Linked DNA regions of Homo sapiens: all the other regions are linked to region 2. Evidence: read pairs that join two places in POLR2A ChIA-PET (ENCODE). Cell type or tissue: MCF 10A. All regions are shown on one strand. Each heading gives the region's core, and the rest is flanking DNA. Links, peaks and the distances in the headings are about the cores only.

What was found. ChIA-PET counts read pairs that join two places held together with the same protein. Peaks named below come from ENCODE experiments on the same cell type or tissue, not always from the same donor. Only the 100,000 strongest peaks of a DNase experiment are listed, where the experiment ranks them.
Region 1: POLR2A ChIA-PET joins it to region 2 with 21 read pairs; 27 of 35 experiments call an interaction of 5 or more read pairs at or near these places.
Region 3: POLR2A ChIA-PET joins it to region 2 with 13 read pairs; 7 of 35 experiments call an interaction of 5 or more read pairs at or near these places.

The regions. Positions count from the first base shown.
Region 1 is chr1:45,345,514-45,353,298 of GRCh38, reverse strand. It overlaps TESK2 (testis associated actin remodelling kinase 2), which reads left to right. Exons shown (of 11, transcript NM_007170.3): 6 at 5,299-5,381; 7 at 5,606-5,690; 8 at 6,237-6,320; 9 at 6,520-6,606; 10 at 7,305-7,422; 11 at 7,741-7,785. Among named protein-coding and RNA genes, the nearest start is that of TOE1, 9.2 kb to the right of the region's middle. In MCF 10A, for the core only: no CTCF peak of the experiment used is centred there; a DNase peak (open chromatin) is centred at 4,098.
Region 2 is chr1:45,518,334-45,526,118 of GRCh38, reverse strand. It overlaps PRDX1 (peroxiredoxin 1), which reads left to right and starts at 4,235. Exons shown (of 6, transcript NM_181697.3): 1 at 4,235-4,290; 2 at 7,065-7,181. The coding sequence starts at 7,076. RefSeq lists an enhancer at 3,757-3,836 and a silencer at 4,879-5,041. In MCF 10A, for the core only: no CTCF peak of the experiment used is centred there; a DNase peak (open chromatin) is centred at 4,128.
Region 3 is chr1:46,180,393-46,188,177 of GRCh38, reverse strand. It overlaps TSPAN1 (tetraspanin 1), which reads right to left. Exons shown (of 9, transcript NM_005727.4): 2 at 7,520-7,652; 3 at 7,014-7,078; 4 at 3,781-3,987; 5 at 3,510-3,584; 6 at 3,295-3,393; 7 at 3,063-3,218; 8 at 2,870-2,953; 9 at 2,216-2,692. The coding sequence starts at 7,070. The coding sequence ends at 2,645. Among named protein-coding and RNA genes, the nearest start is that of P3R3URF-PIK3R3, 7.8 kb to the right of the region's middle. RefSeq lists an enhancer at 3,532-3,581. In MCF 10A, for the core only: no CTCF peak of the experiment used is centred there; a DNase peak (open chromatin) is centred at 4,777.

The DNA.
Region 1 (7,785 bases), core at 1,661-6,660, 170 kb after region 2:
ACAGTTAGGCAGTTGGGACCTGGAAGGTGATATCTTATCTCTTTATTAGCCATTTCTTCTCCCCCAGAATGTTTTGGAAAACCAAGACTAAGAAAAGTGCAGGCCGGGCATGGTGGCTCACACCTGTAATCCCAGCACTTTGGGAGGCCGAGGCGGGCAGATCACCTGAGGTCAGGAGTTCAAGACCAGCCTGACCAACATGGTGAAACCCTTCCTCTACTAAAATACAAAAATTAGCCGGGCATGATGGCAGGTGCCTGTAATCCCAGCTACTCGGGAGGCTGAGATGGGAGAATCGCTTGAACCCAGGAGATGGTGGCTGTGGTGAGCCGAGATCGTGCCACTGCACTCTAGCCTGGCGACTGAGCGAGACTCCGTCTTGGAAAAAAAAAAGAAAAAAAAAAAGAAAATTGCATTTGTTCCAGGCAAATGGATGGGACTGAATCAACTCAGATATCAAATCTTTGCTTCCTACTCAGAAAGCGCCATTTTTTCTAAGATAGAAGGAGTTTGTGACAAAATATGTATCAGTTACACAGATACTCCCCCCACACACACACACACACAAGTGTCTCCTATACCTGGCTCCAAGGATGAAGGAATATTAGAAAAGAGGAACTTCTGACCTAGAGGTATGTACAGTTTTGTTGGCAAATAACTAAAAAGTAGTGCACAGCATTTTATAATTGTTTAGCTACATAGACGACAAGTTTTCTGAGCAGGAAAGATCACTCTAGGCCAGGGTAGCTAGGCTTCCTCGAGGAAAGCCCCCACTCCCTAAGAGTTCATCATATTCCCTTCTGTGCCCCAAAAGCACTTTGTCCCATTGTGCTAGTGTCCAAGTGTGGTTCTGTCTGGGCTTGTTGTGCTGTATTATAAAAATAACCTTTTTGGACTATAGGATAAGACCACTACCCTTTGCTTTTCCTTATGGGGAATGGGTATTCCCAGTGTCAACTGACTTGAGACAAGAAACTAGGAACATAGGAGAAATAACTCCCTATATTTCTGGGCTGTACTTTCTTGGGTCCGGACTTTAAGGAGGTTTTGAGGATAATTCCAGGTGGTGAGAACAAAGGACGTTTGCAAACTCTAGAGGAAGGCTGGGAAGTACACTATAGGGGATCTCAAGTTGAAGACAAACAAGTGAGTCTTATGAACCAGACTGTCCAATTTGAGATACCGTCTGTGTTCATTGCCCTTTTATCATCTCTGAGAAATAAAGCTAAAGGGACAGTAGAGGGCTCGGAGGTTTCCAAATTATCTCTTCATAGTCCATCTTGGGTCTGTGTCTTATTTCTTTAAGGACAGTATCAGGCTTTCTTATATTTTAATATTATACACTCCATATCACTTGATTGTTCTGTTGTGTCTGTATCTCCCACCAGCATGAGTTTCTCAAGTGCTTCTCTTATTTACTTTTGTTTTCTTACCACCTAGCACAGAGCCTATGAGAGTATAAAGTCTTCCTGGGCCTATTTCAGGGAAGGGCGAAGGGCTTGATAGCAAAGAGGCCAAAACGCCTGCTCCAGAGCTGAGATTCTGGGTTCCAGGCCCAGTTTTGTCCCCATCTCTGAACGACTTCAGTGACCTTGGAACCTCCGTGCTCCCAGTCTGTAAAACAGATGCTGTCCTTGACTTTGCAGGAGCGATCAGTCCACACTGCTCAGACCAGAGCTAACAAGAGGGATTTAAAGTAGAGGTAACATGTTCCAAGTGGGTAAACCAGGACAGAGAGAAGAAGATGCCTTTTTCCAAATGATCCTAAGCCTGTGGTTAGAAGCAAAAAGATCCCTAGTTTCCTATCAACGTGCCTCCTGAAAGTAGTATTACCTTTATAGGACTCATGTCCGCAGCTACTGCAATAATGCTCTAAGAGTAAAATGTCTGTCAGATATAGCCATTCAGTCTAATTTTGTAATTACTTCTAAGAAACAGCCTGAAACAGACTTTTGCAGTGGCAAGGCCAAGAACTTACTTGGAAGGAAGTGGGAGGCAGTGTGGCTTTAAAAATATTCAGTTTGTGAGCACTATGAAGAAGTGCCAATAGCCACACACAGGCTTTTATCAGTAGCTCTAGAAGTAACCAGTACACACATACCCGAGCCTTGGCTCTTGGGGGCAGCTGAGAAAGTAGTTTGCTTCTGCTTAATACCATTACTGCCCAACTGATCTTCTGTGATTACTGTTGGGAATGAGTATGAATTATGAATTGCACCTTTAGTTCTTAGTTCTTTTCTGTTGTTATTGTTGACTGCATAGAAGCCACTTAGGTGATTTCACTGGAATGAAAAGCCTATTCAGTTATGGTCTTAGGCTATGCCACACAATGAGGAATAGAAAATGCCAATTTTCAGAGTGAAGAGAACATGAATTAGGAACAACGTTGAATGCTGGAGGGATGTAGAGAATGACTGTTAGTGTACCCTAAAGTTAATTTTTATAATTAAAACCATCAGCAGCTTCTGGGAACTATTTATGCTGTGCTATTAGAGGGCACAATATTGGGGAATCCAATCTCTACCTTCCATGGGCTCTACTCTAGTTGTGGAGATATTTAAGTCAGCAGGCCATTACACAAGAGCTATGGTAAAGGTATGAGATCACATGGTAGGATTGAGGGCAAGGGATGGGACACATCACACCAAAACAGATAATCCTCTAAGAGACTTGAAATATAACAGTCCCTGAGGCATTTAGGAGTCCGGCAGTTCGGTCACTGATCTCCCTGTGCTATGAAAAGAACCTCTTAACTGTTCAGTCTTTCAGTAGAATCTTAGTCTTTTCCTGCCTGATCCTAACTGGGTTTAGGGAGTCAGTTTGTTGCGGGTGAGGGGAAAGAGGTGAAGCCACATAGAAAGTGTTTTGTTGTTTTTGTTGCAGAAACAGCTTTAGAGTGAACATGAGTTAATAGACTTGGCATTTCTTCACTCAGGTGGCTTTATTCAGTGTTAATACTGACTGTGCAGCTGTTCCAGGACACCTCAGGCACTTTCAGGTGTCTGATCTGGCCCAGTTCTGAAGAATTTGTGTAGGTTTCCAGGAAATGCATCCATGGCCACCCTTTTGAGTCTCTTGTCAGCTCAGTCCTCACTATGGAGAGTGGAATGTATGATTATTGTATACGTTTGACACACGCTTTTTTTAATTTTAATTTTTGAGACAGAGTCTCACTGTCACCCAGGCTGGAGTGCAGTGGTGTGATCTTGGCTCACTGCAACCTCTGCCTCCCGGATTCAAGTGATTCTCCTGCCTCAGCCTCCTGAGTAGCTGGGATTACAGGTGCCTGCCACTGCACCTGGCTAATTTTTGTATTTTTAGTAGAGACAGGGTTTCACCATGTTGGCCAAGCTGGTCTCGAACTCCTGACCTCAGGTGATCCACGTGCCTTGGCCTTCCAAAGTGCTGGAATTACAGGCATGAGCCATCACACCCAGCTTGACACATGCTTTTAAAAGAAGCCCAGTTGCTTCAGTCATCAGACTAAACTTTCATTTAACACACTTTTGCCAAGCTCCTTCTGGGTACCTGTGCTAGGTTACAGATACAGAGGCAAATGAAATCATTCCTTGCCAGTGAAGAGGCAAACATGTAAGTCACTGTTGCAGTGTGATATAATAGGTGTGAGGAAATGAAGAATGGGAACCAGGCAGCAACAGTGCCTGGGCTGTTTTCTGAAACTGAAAAGGTCACCTCTTGCCTCAGGGAAATCTGACTGGTCCTCTCTTACTGCTTAGTGTAGGCAGGGCTACCTCACTCAAAAGTCTTCTAGGAGGGAAGAGACATAGGTGACATATCTGAGCTGCCACTGCCTCACAGGCTGGTGCCCTATAGCTGGGGCTTTGGCTAATAGGCAGGCTGGCCTAGGGCCCATCTTCTCACAGACAGTCAAAGTCAGGGAGCTGCGAGTGCTGAGCCAGCAGGACTGATTAGAGAGCCAAAGCCAGGACAAGCACAAGAACTGTCCTTCCTGGAAGCCAGAGATGAGGCATGTCTACCTGTGATCCAGGGTAGAAGTGATGAAATCACGGCTCCTTCCAGCTTGGGGAAGGGAAATAGTGTAATCATGTCAAGGCCAGAGTAAGGGATTGATTTGTACCTGACAGGAGTAAGCAGGAGGTGACTTGGCATGTCTTAGCAACTAGATACCAAGGCTGGCAAGGAAGAGGGAGGGCTGGTTTGGGTCAGATGGGGCCTTGCTGGCTCCAGAAGTGTTTCTGTGAGCCAAGGATCCCTGCTCTCTGCTATTCTGAAGGAAGCGGGTGGGGTGAGGTGCCTCTTGAGCCAGAGCAGTGTAGGGCTATTTTGAAAGCAGCTATTTGGGGAGAGCTGGTTGCCGCTTTTTGTTTATTTACAGGTCACTTGGGTTGACCTGAAGACAGCATTTTTTCAGTGAGCATGTTCTCAGCCTGTCTCATGAATTGAAAGCTGTGAGGAAGGAAGGCAAACCAGAACTTGCTCCTGAGGGGTTCATAGCTTTTCTGCTAGACTGTAAGAGGAGTGGCATAGAGGAGGAGCTAAGAGTTGAGATGAGAGGGAGAAAGATGAGGTCATGGCTAAAAAGGTAGCTTGCCTTAAAATACAAAATTTTCTTAGGTGAAAAGGATAATTGGGAGAATATTTCAAATGAAAGGGAACAATGTAAGCAAAGGCAAAGGCTTGAAGGACCTGTTCAGGTTTGGTAAGTCAAGCTTGTCTGTGACAAGTTTGGATGAGGATATGTGCATAGGGGCACCAGGAACAGGGGGACAGCGGCTAGGCCAGTTGGATAAAGCCAGATCATAGACTTTTAATGCCAGAGAAGAGGTTGGTTGTGATCTTGTGGACAGTGAAGGTTAGTGAAGGCTTAGACACTTGTCTTGTGCTTATATCAAGTTGGCAAGGTCAGGCCTGGGCTTTGGGTCTGTGTTTCTGAGGAAGGAGGAAGGGAGGCCAGGGGCCTGATAGTCTGTTGTTCTCCCCTATATTGCAAGCTCCAAGAGGACAAGGGTTTTGGTTGTTTTCATCTAGCTATTTCTAGCACTTAAAATTATGCCTAGCACTTAGAAAGCAAAGATGAGTAATTGTGTTTGGAATGTGAAGTGTATCCTAGGACAGCCACCCAAGACCCAGGACTAACTCATCTCACCTGGCTGTCTTAGAGCCCCTGACCTGACCAGTGGGGTCAGCTTGAGTGCGGTTCACCAAGGAGCAGAGGACAAGGTGCCCTGTGATAGGAAGGGGGGAATGGGTGGTAACTCTATGGCTGATCCCCGCTTCTGAGCCACATTATTTTCTCTTCCTTCCTGGGAACCCTAGAACTGCCTGATAAAGAGGGATGAGAATGGTTACTCTGCAGTGGTAGCTGACTTTGGCCTGGCTGAGAAGATCCCCGATGTCAGGTGTGTAGCCCTACTGGATGCTGGGGTCCAAGGGACAGGGGGCTGAAGCTAAGGGAAAATTCTAGCCTCCTCCCCAGAGGCCAGGACTTGGTCACAGCTCAACCTCAGCTCCCTAAATTTGTTTAGTCCTCGTCTGTACCCATCCTTGAGGTGGAGGAATGGTCAAAAGATTCCATTGCACCAGCCATTGGCAAGCTCATTTTCTGTATAATCTCACCCCACAGCATGGGGAGTGAGAAGCTGGCCGTGGTGGGTTCCCCATTCTGGATGGCACCTGAGGTTCTCCGAGATGAGCCCTATAATGAAAAGGTAAGTTTGGAGGATCTCAAGGCCTGATTCTCCTTTTTTCTTTTTCTTTTTTTTGAGATGGTCTCACTATGTTGCTCAGGCTGGAATGCAGTGGCACGATCTCGGCTTACTGCCTCCCGAGTTCAAGCTATTCTCCTGCCTCAGCTTCCCAAGTAGCTGGAATTACAGGCATGCACCACCACGCCCAGCTAATTTTTTTATTTTTAGTAGAGACAGGGTTTCACCATATTGGCCAGGCTGGTCTCAGACTCCTGACCTGAAGTGATCTGCCCACCTCGGCCTCTTGAAGTGCTGGGATTACAGGCATGAGCCATCGCGCTCGGCTGATTCTCCCTAGAATCCACTCTTAGCAGAGTGTCCAAGATGTTCCTACCAAGAGCAGTGGTGGTACCTGGCAGCTGCCCAGTGACTGACTGGGATGAAGTATGGGCAATATGGCCCAGGCCTGGGCTGTTAGATGGTGGGGTGCAGGGGAGGCAGGGGCAGGGGCAGATACCCTACCCCTCAACCCATTAAGAGGGAAACCAAAGTCCGACTACCCACCAGGCAGATGTGTTCTCTTATGGTATCATCCTCTGCGAGATCATCGCCCGCATCCAGGCCGATCCGGACTATCTTCCCCGCACAGAGGTGAGCTGCAAGCATGGGGATCATTGCCACTGATGGGGCTAGTTTGAAGCAATGGAACTGTTCTGTCCCTGGGATGGACTTGCTGGAACTCTCTGTTGCTGGTTGTCAGGGGCAGCTCCCAACCACTTCTACTGAGCAGGCTAGGATGGGTGGGGGGATTAATGAACTGTCTACCTATGCTTTCCATACCCATCCACAGAATTTCGGGCTGGACTATGATGCTTTCCAGCACATGGTGGGAGACTGTCCCCCAGATTTTCTGCAACTTACTTTCAACTGCTGTAACGTGAGTGTCTTTCTCCCTCTGCCTTTCATCAGGGGCTGGCTGAACCCTTTTCACCTGGTTAGGACTGTACAGAGAGGCTGCTAATTAGCTTCATGAGGGACCTCATTTTCACTGTAGTGACAGCAACCACACCTCCTCCTCCTCCCTCTGGCAGCTAACCTATTCAGAGCTCTGGACAAAGGAAAGAAAGAAGTTGTTTTGTATTATCTGGTCCTCAACCTGTAGGGTAGACCCATCACTCCTTGCGTTAGGTGTTGATGGAACTCTGGTCCGGTTTTATTGTTGGACTGTGGATCCAACTGGTCCTGAGGCATATGAGAAAGGCTCTTCTTGGCCTTCATGTATGTAGCTCTGGGGCTGGACCTTACCTGTTAGGATCAAGGGGTAGGTGGGCTTTGTTCAGATACCTCCCAGAAACACATTAGGAGCAGAACTCAAGAACAGAATAAACTAATATGAGCATACTTTTGGAAGGTTCTGTGACAAGGTGATAAGACAAACACTAAGACAGGGAGGGTAGTAGACAGTAGTGTTTTCCCTGACCTGAACTGTAGGGATCACCTTCATTGTCTGGGGCCTTTAGAAAAGGTCTCTCAGCTGCACATCTGAATCTTCAAAGATGCCAGAAATAGACTCAAATGCCATCTTTGGGGTGGGAGATGGAGGGCAGAGCTCATGGCTGTTGTGGATACCTACAGATGGATCCCAAACTGCGCCCATCTTTTGTGGAGATTGGGAAGACCCTGGAGGAAATTCTGAGCCGCCTACAGGAAGAAGAGCAGGAGAGGGATAGGAAGCTGCAGCCCACAGCCAGGGGTAAGAGATTAGACCAGGGAGCCCAACCTAACCCTAAGGGAGGAAATTCGGATGTGGGGCCTTCTCCTCTTAGGGTTGTGATTGCCAGGATCCCAGGTCCAGAAACAAATGGGAGGGGAAGGAGATGATGCAGAAAGTACTGGCCTTTTTAAGAGCTGTGGCTTGGCATACTGCTTCCCCTCTCTGAGTCTGTTTCTTCATTGGTAAAACAGGGCCATGGTATCAGCTTTGCTTTCATGAGTGAAAACATTCTGTGGTAAAATGCTGCTTGTATTTGTTATGACTAGTGAGAGTAACCCAGACTTGATTATTCTTCAGGACTCTTGGAGAAAGCACCTGGGGTGAAGCGACTAAGCTCACTGG
Region 2 (7,785 bases), core at 1,647-6,646:
GTTCAAGTGATTCTCCTGCTGCAGCCTCCTGAGTAGCTGGGATTGCAAGTGCCTGCCACCACGCCCAGCTAATTTTTGTATTTTTAGTAGAAACAGGTTTTCACCATGTTGGTCAGGCTGGTCTGGAACTACTGACCTCATGATCTGCCCACCTTGGCCTCCCAAAGTGCTGGGATTACAGGCTTGAGCCACCATGCCCGGCTTTTGTTCTTTTTTTTTAGACGGAGTCTCACTCTGTCACTCAGGCTGGAGTGCAGTGGCGCGATCTCGGCTCACTGCAACCTCCGCCTCCTGGGTTCAAGAGATTCTCCTGCCTCAGCCCCCTGAGTAGCTGGGACTACAGGTGCACACCACGAAACCCAGCTAATTTTTGTATTTTTAGTAGAGATGGGATTTCTCCATGTTGGCCAGGCTGGTCTCAAACTCCTGACCTTGTGATCTGCCCGCCTTAGCCTCCCAAAGTGCTGGGATTACAGGCATGAGCCACCGTGCCTGGCCTTGTTCTTGAATTAGAAAAATAAACTCAAGTGCCCAGCCCAATGCCTGGCATATGGTGAATACAATAGGTGGCAATTTTCTTTGGGCTGAAGTATGACTGTATGTACTGTGTATTGGTTTAGCCTGCCCATAGCCAATAACCATCCATTATTAAGCTCTGAACTTTCATGCTGCCCTTGCTCCTGCAAGAAAGAAAGGGGAGTCTCTCTGAGCCTACGCTGGCTGCTGGCTCGGGTGGCTGCCTGATAAAAAAGAATAAAAGTTACATAAAAATTAAAAAAAGGAATAATGCCAACTAACTATTCAGCCTCAGGCAAAGAAGGAAAAAGCAAATAAATCACGTCTATGCAAAGTAGTATGATAAATAACAAAAATTGAGATGCTCAATGAGCATGAGACAGCACTTCCTCATTCATTATCCCACTATAAGGGCCAAGGGAGTTAGTGAGGGAGCTGGGGACAGAGACAGAAACATGATACTATTGATTGAATGCTCACTGACTGAGCTCCTATTTTATATCAGATGCTTTGTTGTGACTTTGGGGACACAGAGACAGATGTCACCCACATCCTACTCTCCAGAAAGTCACTCTAGCAGGCAGAGGAAGAAATGTAAAACTAAAATTGCTTAAAAGATTTTTTTGGCTATACAAGCTATTGTTTGGACACAAAGGAGGGGAATTGTAAATCCTGGGAATGAGTAAAGGTAAGAAACAGCCGGAGAGAAAGTAATGCTGAAAGACATGTTTTCTCCAGGGAAAGAGTTTTCCAGGTTCAAACAAAAGTCTGAAGGCGGCCGGGCTCAGTGGCTCACTCCTGTAATCCCAGCACTTTGGGAGGCTGAGGCAGGTAGATCAACTGAGGTCAGGAGTTTGAGACCAGCCTGGCTGACATACTGAAACCCCGTCTCTACTAAAAATACAAAAAATTAGCCGGGCGTGGTGGTGGGCGCCTGTAATCCCAGCTACTTGGGAGGCTGAGGCAGGAGAATTGCTTGAACGCTGGAGGTGGAGGGTGCAGTGAGCAGAAGTCGTGCCATTGCACTCCTGCCTGGGCAAGAAAAGCGAAATTCCATCTTAAAAAAAAAAGTCTGAAGGCTTGAAACAACTACACTGTGTTCTGGGTGTTATAAGTGTGAAGGATGGAAGAGTTATACTAATAGCAGCTAACATTTCTAATTTATAATAAGAACTAAGTACTGTACTGAACTACATAGATAATCACAATAAAGTATTAATATTATTCCCATTTTACAGTTGAGAAAAGTAAGGTTTAATGAGTTTAAGACTTGCCCAAGTTCACACCTAAAATTACAGTGAGGAGTTTTTGTGTTTGTGTGTGTGTGTTTTTTTTTGAGACAGAGTTTCGCTCTTGTTGCCCAGGCTGGAGTGCAATGGCGCTATCTCAGCTCACTGCAACCTCTGCCTCCCTGATTCAAGCGATTCACCTGCCTCAGCCTCCAGAGTAGCTGGGATTACAGACATGCGCCACCACACGTGGCTAATTTTGTATTTTTAGTAGAGATGGGGTTTCTCCACGTTAGGCTGGTCTCGAACTCCTGACCTCAGGTGATCTGCCCTCCTCAGCCTCCCAAAGTGCTGGGATTACAGACATGAACCACCGCGCCCGGCCCTGACAGTGAGGAGTTTTAACTCAGTAAATTGACTACAGAGCCTCAGCTTTTATTTTATTTTTTATTTTTCTTTTCTTTTTAAATTTTACTTTCTTTCTTTCTTTAGCCCCAGCTTTTAAACCACGAATAACAGTGACATGATCAGACTTCAGAAAGATTTCCTTCAGCTGCAGTGGAAGGGATGGATAAGAGATAGTGTTAATTGAAATGAGTGACTAAACTGACTAAACCATGTCACAGACACTTTTGTGGCTGTTTCTTCCCCAGCTTTTAAACCACGAATAACAGTGACATGATCAGACTTCAGAAAGATTTCCTTCAGCTGCAGTGGAAGGGATGGATAAGAGATAGTGTTAATTGAAATGAGTGACTAAACTGACTAAACCATGTCACAGACACTTTTGTGGCTGTTTCTTCCCAAGAGGTTCTCAGGAGGTTTTTAGTATTTATACATTTTCCTTGAAAAGTGGGGGTGGGAAAGATTGAGGCAAAGACTTTAGCTAATGCTCAGGAAATCTACGTTTTGTTTTTTGAGACGGAGTCTTGCTCTGTTGCCAGGCTGGAGTGCAGTGGTGCTCTCGGCTCACTGCAACCTCTGCCTCCGGGTTCAAGCGATTCCCCTGCCTCAGCCTCCCAAGTAGCTAGGACTACAGGCGCGCCACCACACTCGGCTAAGTTTTTGTATTTTAGCAGAGACAGGGTTTCACCATGTTGGCCAGGATGGTCTCGATCTCCTGACCTTATGATCCGCCCTCCTAGGTGGCCTAAATCTACATTTTTACATAAGATAAGGTGAATGTTTGAAGAAAAAGGGAATGGAGGAAGAAAACAATTATGTGGTGGACTCAGGGTAATCTAGTAGTAAGGTACTACTAGAAAGGTAGAAAGTAGTCTAGTAGAAAGGTAATCTAGTAGTGAACATTTATGGAATTTGTGGAATAGAGGCCAGGTGCGGTGGCTCGCGCTTACATTCCTAGCACTTTGGGAGGCCAAGGCGGGCGGATCACCTGAGGTCAGGCGTTGGAGACCAGCCTAGCCAACATGATGAAACCTCGTCTCTACTAAAAATACAAAAAATTAGCTGGGCGTGGTGGTGCGTGCTTGTAGTCCCAGACACTCCGGAGGTGAGGCGGGAGAATCGCTTGAGCCCGGGAGGTGGAGGTTGCAGTAAGCCAACACCGTGCCACTGCACTACAGCCTGGGCGACAGGGTGAGTGAGACTCCGTCTCAAAAAAATGTGGAATAGAACAAACTTTAGTTTTAGGAACTAGACTTTATATTGTAGATCTAGTTGCAATTGACACGTCCTTGTTTTATGGGAGGCTACATACTTTAAAGGTTTCCAGGGGAGCAAATAATTAATTATGATTTTGTGTATGTGTGTTTGTGGGGGGTAGTCATCAGGAAATGTCTGAGGCCTTTTGCCTTACCGTGTGGGTCTGGCTAATGTGTAATGTTTTGACTCAAGATTGTAAAGTCAAATTATTCATCCGGGGAGAGGATGGTCGTGTAACTGAATCAGCCTCCCAAGATGAACTTTCCCTCTGGCGTAAGTTTAGGAGTCCTGATATTTTATTTTCCTTTACAACAGAAAGCAGCAACCCTGTAATTAAAGAGAACAATGAAGGAAGCTATCTAAGCCATGAGGGTTACTGAGGATCTGCGCTGGGGTTAAGGCTGCGAACTTAAGAAATATTTGGATAGACAGTTCTCATGGCTTGGTGTGGTTAGACGTGGTCCTCCGTGGGCAGCAGCTAAGACGCTTACTCCAGTTTGGGCATTGAGGGCACAGTGCGTAGTGGTCCTGGAAGTAAAGAGAATCCTGGTTTTCCGCAGAGATCTAGGATTAACCTAAGCGTTCGGGTTCGGGAGCGGCCACAAGGGCGCCTCACTCCAACCTCAGCCATCCGCAACAGGGTGGGGTATTAGTATTTTTCCGCACCCGCCCCAACGAGGGAAAGCGCCGAGTCATTCCGGCGGGGCGCGCCGGGCGGGGCTCGGGCCACATCCCCCTCCTCTCTCTCCTCCTCCGGCACCCCCGTCCGTTCCGACTCTCGCGAGATCCCTACTGGCTATAAAGGCAGCGCCCCGGAGAGCTCTTGCGCGTCTTGTTCTTGCCTGGTGTCGGTGGTTAGTTTCTGCGACTTGTGTTGGGACTGGTGAGTGTGGGCAGTGCGGCCCCTGCGGAGTGAGGCGCGGCGCGCCCTTCTTGCCTGTTGCCTCTTCCTCCTCCTGTCCGGGGCCCGCCCGCGCTCGGGTGGGGGTGCTGTGATGCGTGAGGCAGCCGGGGGAGGCCCGGAGTCCGAGACTGCTTGAGCGCTGCGCACACCCCTCTCGTGGGCCCCCCACGTAGGTGCGGGAACCTGGTTGAACCCCAAGGCAAGCGTGGACTCGAGTCGAGTCTTCCCCCGGCAACTCGAGCACGTGGCGCGGCGTCTGGGCGGGCTGGTGGTGGGGGTCTCCGAGACTAGCCTCCTGCCGGACGGGGTGGGTTCGGGAAGCTTCTGGAATGGACCTGTATCCAGACTCGTGGCTGTAGAAGACAGCCTCTATGTATTTGGCTGTTCCGGGTCCTGAGCCTTGACTAGCTGCGGAGCTTCGGGTACCCTTTCCCCGTCTTTATTTTCCTGTACGTGGAATGGAGTTAGCGATGAGCCCAAATGTCCCCGCTGAAGCACTCTCTCTGCTGGTGCTTTCTCCAGTGCTGGGGAGGGACAGGGGGCACCTGAAGTGGGGTTTAGGGATGTGGCCCTCTACGCTGGGCAGATCCCCTGAAGGGGCCCGGTGGCGGCCTGAATCCCAGCAGCCTTTACCCCGAATTGGTTGGGTTTTGTACTTGGGGGCCACTTGGGAAAGAAGGATTGGACGAGAAGGCCATTTGGGGGCACCAAGTTGCAGCATGCCTTAGTTTTTGGTTTTTGTTTTTTGTCGTTAAAGGTGTTAAGGACTTTTTAAAAAACAGTTAAAAGTTTGCTAAGATCCATGCTTACAAAATTTCTTTTGCTTGTGGTATTGTGAACTAAGAACTTTGGGACTTGGAAAAGCTTTCAGACCGCGGCTTAGTGGGTTAAATCTCTGTTTTTTGAGCTAGAGTCTCGCTCTGTCGGCCAGGCTGGAGTGCAGTGGCGCGGTCTCGGCTTACTGCAACCCCTGTCTCCCGAATTCAAGCAATTCTTCTGCCTCAGCCTTAGGAGTAGCTGGGATTACAGGCTTGTGCCACCAAGCCCCGGCTAATTTTTGTATTTTTTTTTTTTTTTTTTTTTTGAGACGGAGTCTCGCTCTGTCGCCCAGGCTGGAGTGCAGTGGCTGGATCTCGGCTCACTGCAGCCTCCGCCTCCCGGGTTCACGCCATTCTCCTGCCTCAGCCTCCCGAGTAGCTGGGACTGCAGGCGCGTGCCACCACCCCCGGCTAATTTTTTGTATTTTTGTTAGAGACGGGGTTTCACTATGATGGCCAGGCTGGTCTCGAACTTCTGACCTCAGGTGATCTGCCTGCCTCGGCCTCCCAAAGTGCTGGGATTACAGGCTTGAGCCACAGCGCTTGGCCAAGATCTCAATACTAATCTTGGTGTTGATCTGGGTGAATCCAGTGCAACCTTCCTTTTCAGCAGTAAATTGATTCTTATACTTGTTTTCGCCCTGGGATATTAGCCCCAAAGTCAGGAACCCACCTTCACAAATGGTGAAGGGAATTCTAGGGCTTACACAATACCTAAAGATTTGAAATTAAGCAGATGCCAATCAATATCTTGGTCTTGCCTCTTTTTTTTTTTTTTTTTTTTGGAGACAGAGTCTCACTCTGTTGCCCAGGCTGGAGTGCAGTGGCGCGATCTCAGCTTACTGCAACCTCTGCCTCCCGGGTTCAAGTGATTCTCCTGCTTCAGCCTCCTGAGTAGTTGCGATTACAGGCATGCACCACCACGCCCGACTAATTTTTGTGTTTCTAGTAGAGACGGGGTTTCACCATGTTGGCCAGACTGGTCTCGAACTCCTGACCCGGTGATCCGCCCGCCTGAGCCTCTCAAAGTGCTGGGATTACAGGTGTGAGACACTGCGCCCAGTGGTCTTGCCTCTTAAAAGTTGGACTGACTGGAAGGGCGCGGTGGCTCACGCCTGTAATCCCAGCATTTTGGGAGACTGAGTTGGGCAATCATCTGAGGTGAGGAGTTTGAGACTAGCCTGACCAACATGGAGAAATCCCGTCTCTAATAGAAGTACAAAAAAATTAGCCGGGTGTGGTGGCCTGCGCCTGTAATCCCAGCTACTATGGAGGCTGAGGCAGGAGAATCCCTTGAACCTGAGAGGTGGAGGTTGCAGTGAGCCGAGATAATGCCATTGCATTCCAGCCTGGGCCCCAAGAGCGAAACTCCGTCAAAAAAACAAAACAAAACAAAAACAAATAAAACAAGTTGAATTAGTTATAGGTTGTGTGCTGTCTTGGACAAAGCTACCTGGAGAAAAGTCAAATATGCTTCTGATGTTATGAAGGCAGGTGGAGGCACAGTGATGGGAAAGGTCAACGTGACTTTTGGGGAGCCAAACAAAAGTGTTTGTGGCATTGTGCATTTGGATTCTGGTTTGAGAGTCTTCATCTGCCTCTCTCTCTGCTTCTGTATAATGAATAAGATGCCACTGCACTAATTATGGTTCAGAAAGAATGAGAGGTTATCTCAGTATATAAAGAAATTGCCTTGCTGTTTTTAAATGAAAACAAAGGCTGAGATTCAGAGACTTGTTTCGTTCCAAAAGTTGGAAAGCTCAGACTGTGACCCTTGACTGCTGGCTGGAGCTTCTTACTAAAACAACATTTAATGTATTCAGGGACACTGGACAATGCCTTGATTGTTTACAGCTAAGTCTCTTTAAGTAGGTGAAGGCTGCTGGTTATGTAGAAAATTAAGGCTTGTTTCTAATTCATTTCTGTTATTTCTAGCTGATAGGAAGATGTCTTCAGGAAATGCTAAAATTGGGCACCCTGCCCCCAACTTCAAAGCCACAGCTGTTATGCCAGATGGTCAGTTTAAAGATATCAGCCTGTCTGACTACAAAGGTGAGAGAATTAACACTGGGCTCATTGAGATGGAGTTATTTTATATTCTAGGGGTGGCTTGTTAGATTTGTGTCAATGTTGTTTGACTGTAAAATGTTTTGTCTCCTAGGAAGAAGTATTTAGGTTGTTACCTTCATGTTGAAGTGGTGATTATCAAGTGATTACAGGGTATATATCCTAGGACCAAACCACTTCTGGAGAAACCACATGCTTCATTATGTCTGGACATACTAGCTCAATTATCTTTTCAGTATTCCTCGTCTATTTTCTTTCTTTATTTTTATTTTTGAGACAGGGTCTCATTCTGTCACCCAGGCTGGAGTGCAGTGGCGCAGTCATGGCTCACTGCAGCCTCTACCTCTCTGGGCTCAGGTGGTCCTCCTACCTCAGCCTCCCAAGTAGCTGGGACTGTAGGGGCATGCTGCCATGCCTGGCTAATTTTTGTACTTTTTTTTTTTTTTTTTTTTTTTGAGATGGAGTTTTGCTCTTGTTGCCCAGGCTAGAGTGCAATGGCGTGATCTCGGCTCACCACAACCTCCACTGCCCAGGTTCAAGCAATTCTCCTGCCTCAGCCTCCCGAGTAGCTGGGATTACAGGCATGCGC
Region 3 (7,785 bases), core at 1,661-6,660, 660 kb before region 2:
TTCTCTATCTGGGCATTTTTGTGGAGAAATGGGTCATGGTCTTCATCAGATTCTCACATAGCCAGTAACCCAAAGAGGTTAGGAAGATCTAAGTTAGTCATAGGGGCACCAGAAAATGGATGGGATTGTCCAGAGGGAGTGAATGAGAAAGCCTACGGCAGGGAAAAGAACATTTAAGGGATCTGTGAAGGGCCTAATGTCAGGAGGATGAGTGTGGAGCACCTCTTCAGAAAGGGTCTGCCTGCCTCTGTACAAGTACAGAACTCCAGCTGGAACTCCAGCCCTCCTGCCTGCTCTCTGCCCTGCCTCTTTCACAGGTGCTTGGAGCCCAACTCGGTGACAGCATGGGTGGTATGTCGCTTGGACATATCTCGCCACCCTGACGCCTTCAGTGTTTGTTGGAGCTGGATATAGTGCCTGAGGTGGCACAACAGCCAGGTTGAGCAGCAATTAGCCCATGATGAGGTAGAGGCCCGCCCTGGGCAAACAAATCCCATGCAGCCTCCACACAGGCACACGGCAGAGGAGAAGTGTGAGAGGCACAGTATGGTGGTGAAGGGGTGAGGCAGGCTAGCTCCTCCCCCTGTCCCGCACCCTAGCAGGCTCCTGGTCTGGCCCTCACAGACCAGCTCTAAGGCACTGTTTGGTTCTGGCCAGGTCCCTCTTCCTTTCTGGGCTCAGCAAGGGGGTGGTGGTTCTGGGCTGCCCTGGAAAAGCTCAGGAAGAGAGTTACAGGGGTCAAAGGGAAGTAAGGAGGGGGACTGGTTTGTTAGGCTGGGCTTTGCTTGGTAGCAGACACTGTACCCTCTTGCCATAGCCTCCCTCAGGCCTCTCACTCCTGGCTCAACAGTGATCAGGTCTATATCAGACATTCTGGCCAGCTGCCCCTTCAAGTGGAACTAGTACCATGTCAGCCAGGACTACACCAGGTGCTGGAGTTCTGGGCCCAAATCTAGGCTGAGCTCTTCACAGAAGCCTGTGGGACTGGGGCAAGTATCTTGGCCTTTCCGATCCCTAGTTTCCTACCTGGAGCATAGGGATAGTTAGGGCTAAAGAAGAGATGAGGTCTAGGTCAGGTGAGGTGGCTCACGCCTGTAATCCCAGCTCTTTGGGAGGCTGAGGCATGTGGATCACCTGAGGTCAGGAGTTCGAGACCAGCCTGGCCAACATGGTGAAACCCTGTCTCTACTAAAAATATAAAAAGTTAGCCGGGCGTGGCCGGGCACGGTGGCTCATGCCTGTAATCCCAGCACTTTGGGAGGCCGAGGTGAGTGGATCACGAGGTCAGGAGATCAAGACCATCCTGGCTAACACAGTGAAACCCCGTCTCTACTAAAAATTCAAAAAATTACCCGGGCGAGGTGGCGGGCGCCTGTAGTGCCAGCTACTCGGGAGGCTGAGGCAGGAGAATGGCGTGAACCCCAGGGGGCGGAGCCTGCAGTGAGCCGAGATCGCGCCACTGCACTCCAGCCTGGGCGACAGCGAGACTCTCTCAAAAAAAAAAAAAAAAAAACACAAAAATTAGCCGGGCATGGTGGCAGGTGCCTGTAATCCCAGCTACTCAGGAGGCTGAGGCAGGAGAACTGCTTGAACCCGGAGGCAGAGTCCGCAGTGAGCCGAGATCACACCATTGCACTCCAGCCTGGGCAACAAGAGCGAAACTCTGTCCCAAAAAAAAAAAAAAAAAAAGAAAAGAAAAGAAAAAGAGGTGAGGTCTGAAGAACACCAGGTAGGCCAGCAGCAACGAAAAAATGAAGTGCTTGCTGAGATCCCAGAAGCAGGGACAGATCTGGGGTTTTGCCTGAGTGGGAAAGGCAGGCAGCCTGGACCCTAGGAAGGGGGCTCCTGAAGGGCTTCCCAGAACCTAAGGAGTGACCCTTTCCCATTGCCCTGGTAAGAATTCGTCACAAGCTTGTTATTTTCATAGCTTTCCAGTCCAGTGCCCCTACCCAGGAGGGGGTAGTTTCAGTCCAAAGTTCTCCCCTTTATAAGGAGGCAGACTGGCCTAACCCAACTGTACTTCTTCATGCCCTCTCAGCCATCCCTCTTAGTTTCCCTCCAAGGCCTGGAACCCAAATGAAGGGGAGAAATAACCACTTCTGACCCCCAACCCCACCCTACTTCCCTCCTTTCCAGGGCCTTCTGAGTTGGCAGCCCCACAGGAATCCGTGGCCAGTTTAGGCCCCTCTCCCCAAGGATACATGAAGAGTCCAACTGGCAACATTGTAACAGGTTTATGCATTTTGAAGTGCCTTCTACACATCCACCCAGAGGCTCTGCTGATTTCACTTATGCCCAGGCTATAAAATGCCTTTCTCTCATCCCCCAGTAGAGCACTGGGATCACCACTAGGCCTAGGGGGCATATCAAGGGTTTAATAGACTGGGGGAATGGGCAACAGAACTGGCTACCTTAGAGGCTCTGGAATGCCCCCCACCCATCCACCCACCAATGGAAGGAAAGTCAGGCATCGCCTAAAAGGAGTGGTCCCTATCTAGCCCCAAGTCTGGAGCAGAAAGGGCAGGTCCATTCTGGCCCAAGTGACATTGTTAGATCCTGTCCCCTCCCCCAATCACTGCTGCTTGCCAGGGTGCCTCTTCACAGTTCCCATGTGGCAGCAGTAGTGGCAGAGGCAGAAGTGGACTTATTGTAGATTGCAGTACAGATACATGGACACAATCATGGCAGCCAGCTGGAGAGGGAGGAACAGGGAGAGATGAGGGAACATGATAGGGATCCTGAAGCCTGTCCCACAGACACCCTACCTGAGGCCCAGTTAGAAGTCTGTTTCCTCCAGAGAGGCCTCAGATGGGTTGAGCAGCCCTGGTCTCATGCCCATGTCCCAGTCCCAGCCTCCTCATCTGCTTACCTCGAGGCCCCCAATTCCAGCTGCCACACCACCCACGGTGACTGCATTAGTTCGGATGTCATACAAAAGCTGATTGAAGCAACCCTTCAGGAAGAGAAAAGAGCATTTATAGTTGGCAGCTGCCCTACTCCCATCCCCGTTTGCCACTCTGAGGCCATGAAAACAGTCCCCACCCACTCATGCCAGCCCACACCTCTACTTTTTGGTCGTGAGCCTTTTGCTTGGTGCAGGTTTCATTGGCTGTGTTGGTGACGTTGTCATTGCAACAGAATGGGGGAAAGGCACTGTTCTCTTTGAAGTAGGGTGAGTCCTCAAAATCCGTATAGTTGGTGAAGCCACAGCACTTGAGCTGGAGACAAGATGAGGGTGGAGGTGGGGCCTTGCTTCTTTCTCTCCACCCTAAAACCTCCCCCAGCCAACCTTACCCCTTTCATGGTGGTGTTCCACACTTGAGTGAAGTCTTCCTGGGAACCATAATCTTTCTTGATGGCAGGCACTACCAGCAACGTCAGGAAGTGCTCAGCCTGGGTGAGGCAGGCCAGTGTTTAGGGGCTGGTACAGAAGGTGGCCATTCACAGGCCACAGCCCACTCCCAGGGTTTTGCCCAATCTTCTTCCCTTCCTCCATCCCAGTGTCTCACCATTGTGGTGTACACCAAGGCGACCACAGCAGCTGCAACCTCAGCAATGAAGATGAGGAGGAGGATGAAGAAGAACTGAGTGGGGAACAGGGGTCTGGGTTTTAGGGAGAGACAGTCCCTCATGCCCTCCTTGCCCTAATCCCCCCCCCGGAAAAGTGAGACAGAAGCCTGAGCCTAGGGGGGTCCAAAGCAGGGTTTGGGAATCCCAGGGCCTGGTGTCAAGGGCGAGGGGACTCTTGGTCATCAGCCTGTGGAGCTGGGTTTCACACACCGTCACGAGGGCACACTTGCTCTCAGTCTTAGCACCATAGCAGCCCAGGAAACCAAGAGCAAAGACCACAACGCCGGCTGCGATGAGGAAGTAGCCCACGTTGACAAACTGCATGGCACTGGACGACAGTGGCCCGAAGATCTTCAGAAAGGATGCCCCATCGATTGACACCCAGATGCCCACTGCCAACAGGGCTGCACCACACAGCTGGGGAGAGAGAGGTCAGGCAGGCCTTAAACAGTGCTGGCAAGTAGCTTACTACCACACAGCTGAGTAAGAAGGATGGGAGCCGAGAAACTTCCCTCTTTATTGGCTAGGGAGTCTAAAACCTCATCCTGTAAGGAGGGAAACATCCTCTAGAGCCAGAAAAATGGGAGCTGGGATATGCATAGCTAGGACCAGGCTGCACACCTGGGCAGATATAAAGGAGATCAGGGGTTCTAGAAATATCCTCAGGGTGGGCAGAGGGGCAAGACTTTCCCTCACTGCTGCCAGGGTCCTGCCACATAGCTAGGATTGAAAACAGGCAGGTGAGGGCCCAGCCTCCTATTTCCTTTCTGGGCTATGGGTGCCTAGAACACCTCTGTCCTCTGATAGGTGGAGACGGGGGTGGTAGCAGAACAGGCTCAATAGTCACCATAGTAATGGAGGCGAGGCTGAGGTTCCACCTGCTGGCAACCTTGGAGAGGGAGGAGGTTGAGAAGGTTCACCCACCTGAGGCCCCATTTGGCTCCCCTCCAGAATCCAACTTCAGGCCCGCCCCTCATGTAGACAAGACCTCCTTGCCTCACAAGAGGAAAGTGAGGTACCAGTGGGAATACAGCCAGAGCTTCTCTTAAAGGCTGTCTAGCTCAACTCCAAACCTCAGGGGGAATTCTGAGGCCTAGATTGAGGAGGGCCCTGCGCAGTTCCCACAGATCTTAGAGGAAAGCCTCCCGGCCCAGGGCTTCAGTGGATGAATCAGCCTGACACCACCTTGGTGACTAGTCCTCACTTGCCAGCTATAAAAACTGAGGCTAGAACGGGAAGTGAGGTGGCAGATTGTGGCTGGATTCCAGGCATGTTTGCCCAAGGACAGAAAGCTGGACTTCTAGCCTGCAGGGTCAAATTTCATGGAGCTGGAGGTCTGCCCTATCCTGCTTTGCCCAGCCTGGCAAGGTCTGGGTAACAGAGGCCAGAAATCAAACCGGATTTGCCTTTAACCCTCTCAGGGCAGAGCCTCTCCTGTCCAAATCCCTGGAATCCTATTGCTTCCTCCAGATACAGGGATAAAGACTAGTTCAGGACTGGCACAGTGGCTCATGCCTGTAATCCCCGCACTTTGGGAGGCAGAGGTGGGAGAATCACTTAAGTCCAGGAGTTCGAGACCAGCCTGGGCAATATAGTGAGACCGCCTCTACAAAAAAAATTTTTTTTAATTAGCTGAGCATGGTGGCACACTCCTGTAGTCCTAGATACTCAGGAGGCTGAGTGAGGTAGGGGAATCCCTTGAGCCCAGGAGGTTGACGCTGCAGTAAGCCATGATCATGCCACTGCACTCCAGCTTTGGTGACAAAGCAAGATCCTGTCTCAAAGAAACAAACAACAACAACAACAACAACAAAAACACAAGTTCCCTGCAGCCGAAGGAAGCCCAAGGCACAGACCACATCAGAACTAGAGAGTCTACCCACGCTTCTAAACTAATCAATACATACATAAACTCTGTCGCCCAGGCTGGAGTGCAGTGGTGTGATCTTGGCTCACTGCAACCTCCGCCTCCTGGGTTCAAGTGATTGTCCTTCCTCAGCCTCCCAAGTAGCTGGGATTACAGGCATGCGCCACCACATCCAGCTAATTTTTGTATTTTTAGTAGAGACGGGGTTTCACCATATTGGCCAGGCTGGTCTCGAACTCCTGAGCTCAACTAATCTGCCCGCCTCAGCTTCCCAGAGTGCTGGGATTACAGTTGTGAGCTACTGCACCTGGCCCACTTCCTCACTTTCACTTACACTAACCTACTCTAATGTGGTTAGTGTACTACTCTCCTTGTTTTCCTCTCCCCCTCCCACTGCTCCTTCTCCATCTCCTTCACAGTGGCTTTTTTTTTTTTTGCTTATCCCTAATAAATTGGGTTTCCCAGAGTTCACTTTCCAAGTGTTCTCATCCACTCCCATGGCTTCAGTGGCTACCTGTGCGCACATGATTTTCAAATACCCATGGCCAGCTCCAATCTGAGCTGCACCTCCACTGGGTACACATCTGCTAGTGGGACACCCCTTCCCACAAACCAGGCCCCACCCCCTGCCATCTGGGTTGCTCATGCCAGAGATATGGGCGTCATCTCCAAGACCTCTGTCTCCCTTGCCCCTTCTTCTACCCCTCAGCCATCATCCTAGAGCTTTGTCCTTTGTCCACTTTGTCCGTTTCTCCCTATCTCCACCACCATCTCCAGGATTTACGCCTCATGGCTCAGCTTCTCAAACATGCCCTATGCAATCTGTTTCTGGTTTTCTGAACGATATCAAGTTTCACTACTTCTGGCCCTTTATGCATGCTTTATAACTCCCCCACCAAGTGCAATTTCCCAGCTTCAGCTATTTCCTCCAGGAAGTATTCTCCAACCAGGCTGAGTTCAGGCTCCCATAACCTCCGTCCTAAGCCCAAACACACTGTGTTGTTATTATCTGCCTATCTGGCTTATCGGAGCTGAGATCCTTCAGGGCAGAGAAAGGCTTTGCTTACCTGCCACCCCAGCACCCATCATGGTATCCTAGACAATGAATGTTTGTCGAATGAATAAGGACTGTTGCTCTGATGAGAGGTAGGCCCTCCCTCCTTTCAGCTCCCCGTCATACAGAAGAATTTCCTCTGTACTGAATTTCCTTCTGTGGTAGGTAAACTTGGGTGGAGCCCTTCTATTTTCTGGGCCCCCAGTGCCTATAAAGGGTGGAGAATCATTCCTGGTAGCTTACTCTGCCCTGCCTGAAGCCTAGGCTAAAGCTTTGTAGGAGAGAGGGGGTGCCCCTAGCTTCTCCATCCCCTTTTTCACACACGCACCTGTATGGCAGCCTGGCTGCTGCTGGGACTAGGAATCAGCAGCATTTGGGGAGACCTTTGCATCCCACTCATAAGGGGACACATGCAGGACGAAGCCTGGGCATAGCAGTCTCCCATTCCCCAGCTTAGTCTCTACTCAGCTTGTGACCTGCTCCTATAGGGAGCCCCAAAGAGTCCACAATGTCCGTACTTACAAAGATGAGCAAATTGAAGAGGATCATCATGGTCTTAATGAAGCTGAAGCACTGCATGGTGGCTCCTGGGAGGTAGACATGTGCAAGTTAGGGCCTTGTTTCCCCTGGGCCCACCTGGGCTGGCCCTGGCTTCAGATATTCAGCCAGATATGCCAGACCCCAGGATCCTGAACCCATATCTCACCAAGCTTCTCCTGTACCTGGTCTGACACAGACCTTTTCCCAGTTTCTATCCTAACACCCTTACCCCTCTATACTACCCAGGACCTCCACCAGCACCTGACACTCTGAGATCCTAACACCCCAGGTTCCTCCACCTGCACACCCAGCCTGACTCCCACACTGCAGGTCACTCCATGCTCTTTCCTAGCACCTGTATATCCTGTGCTCCCCCCCACACTAACCCCAGACCCTCCCAGAACCCTCACTAGAGCCCCTCCAGCTCCCCAGACCTGTTTCCAGATCGATATCACTTCACAGGATAATCTGTATCCCTATCCCATTACCTGTTCAGGGCTCTTGGCAGTGAGTTCTGAAAGAGGGAACTGCTGAGGCTCCACAAAGGACAAAACAGCTCCCGGGTGTTGCCACTGAGTGGGCAGGCAGAGGGACGCCTGGCTCTCACACACCACTGCTCACCTGCAGGCAGGGTAGGCGCTTTAAAGCCTCCTTCTGCCCGCCTGCTGGCCCCACCCGTGGCCAGTTAGCCTCTCCTTGACCCTGCTGCCCCCTGCTGCCTGGAGACCGATCCCCACAACCACTGCCTCAGCAG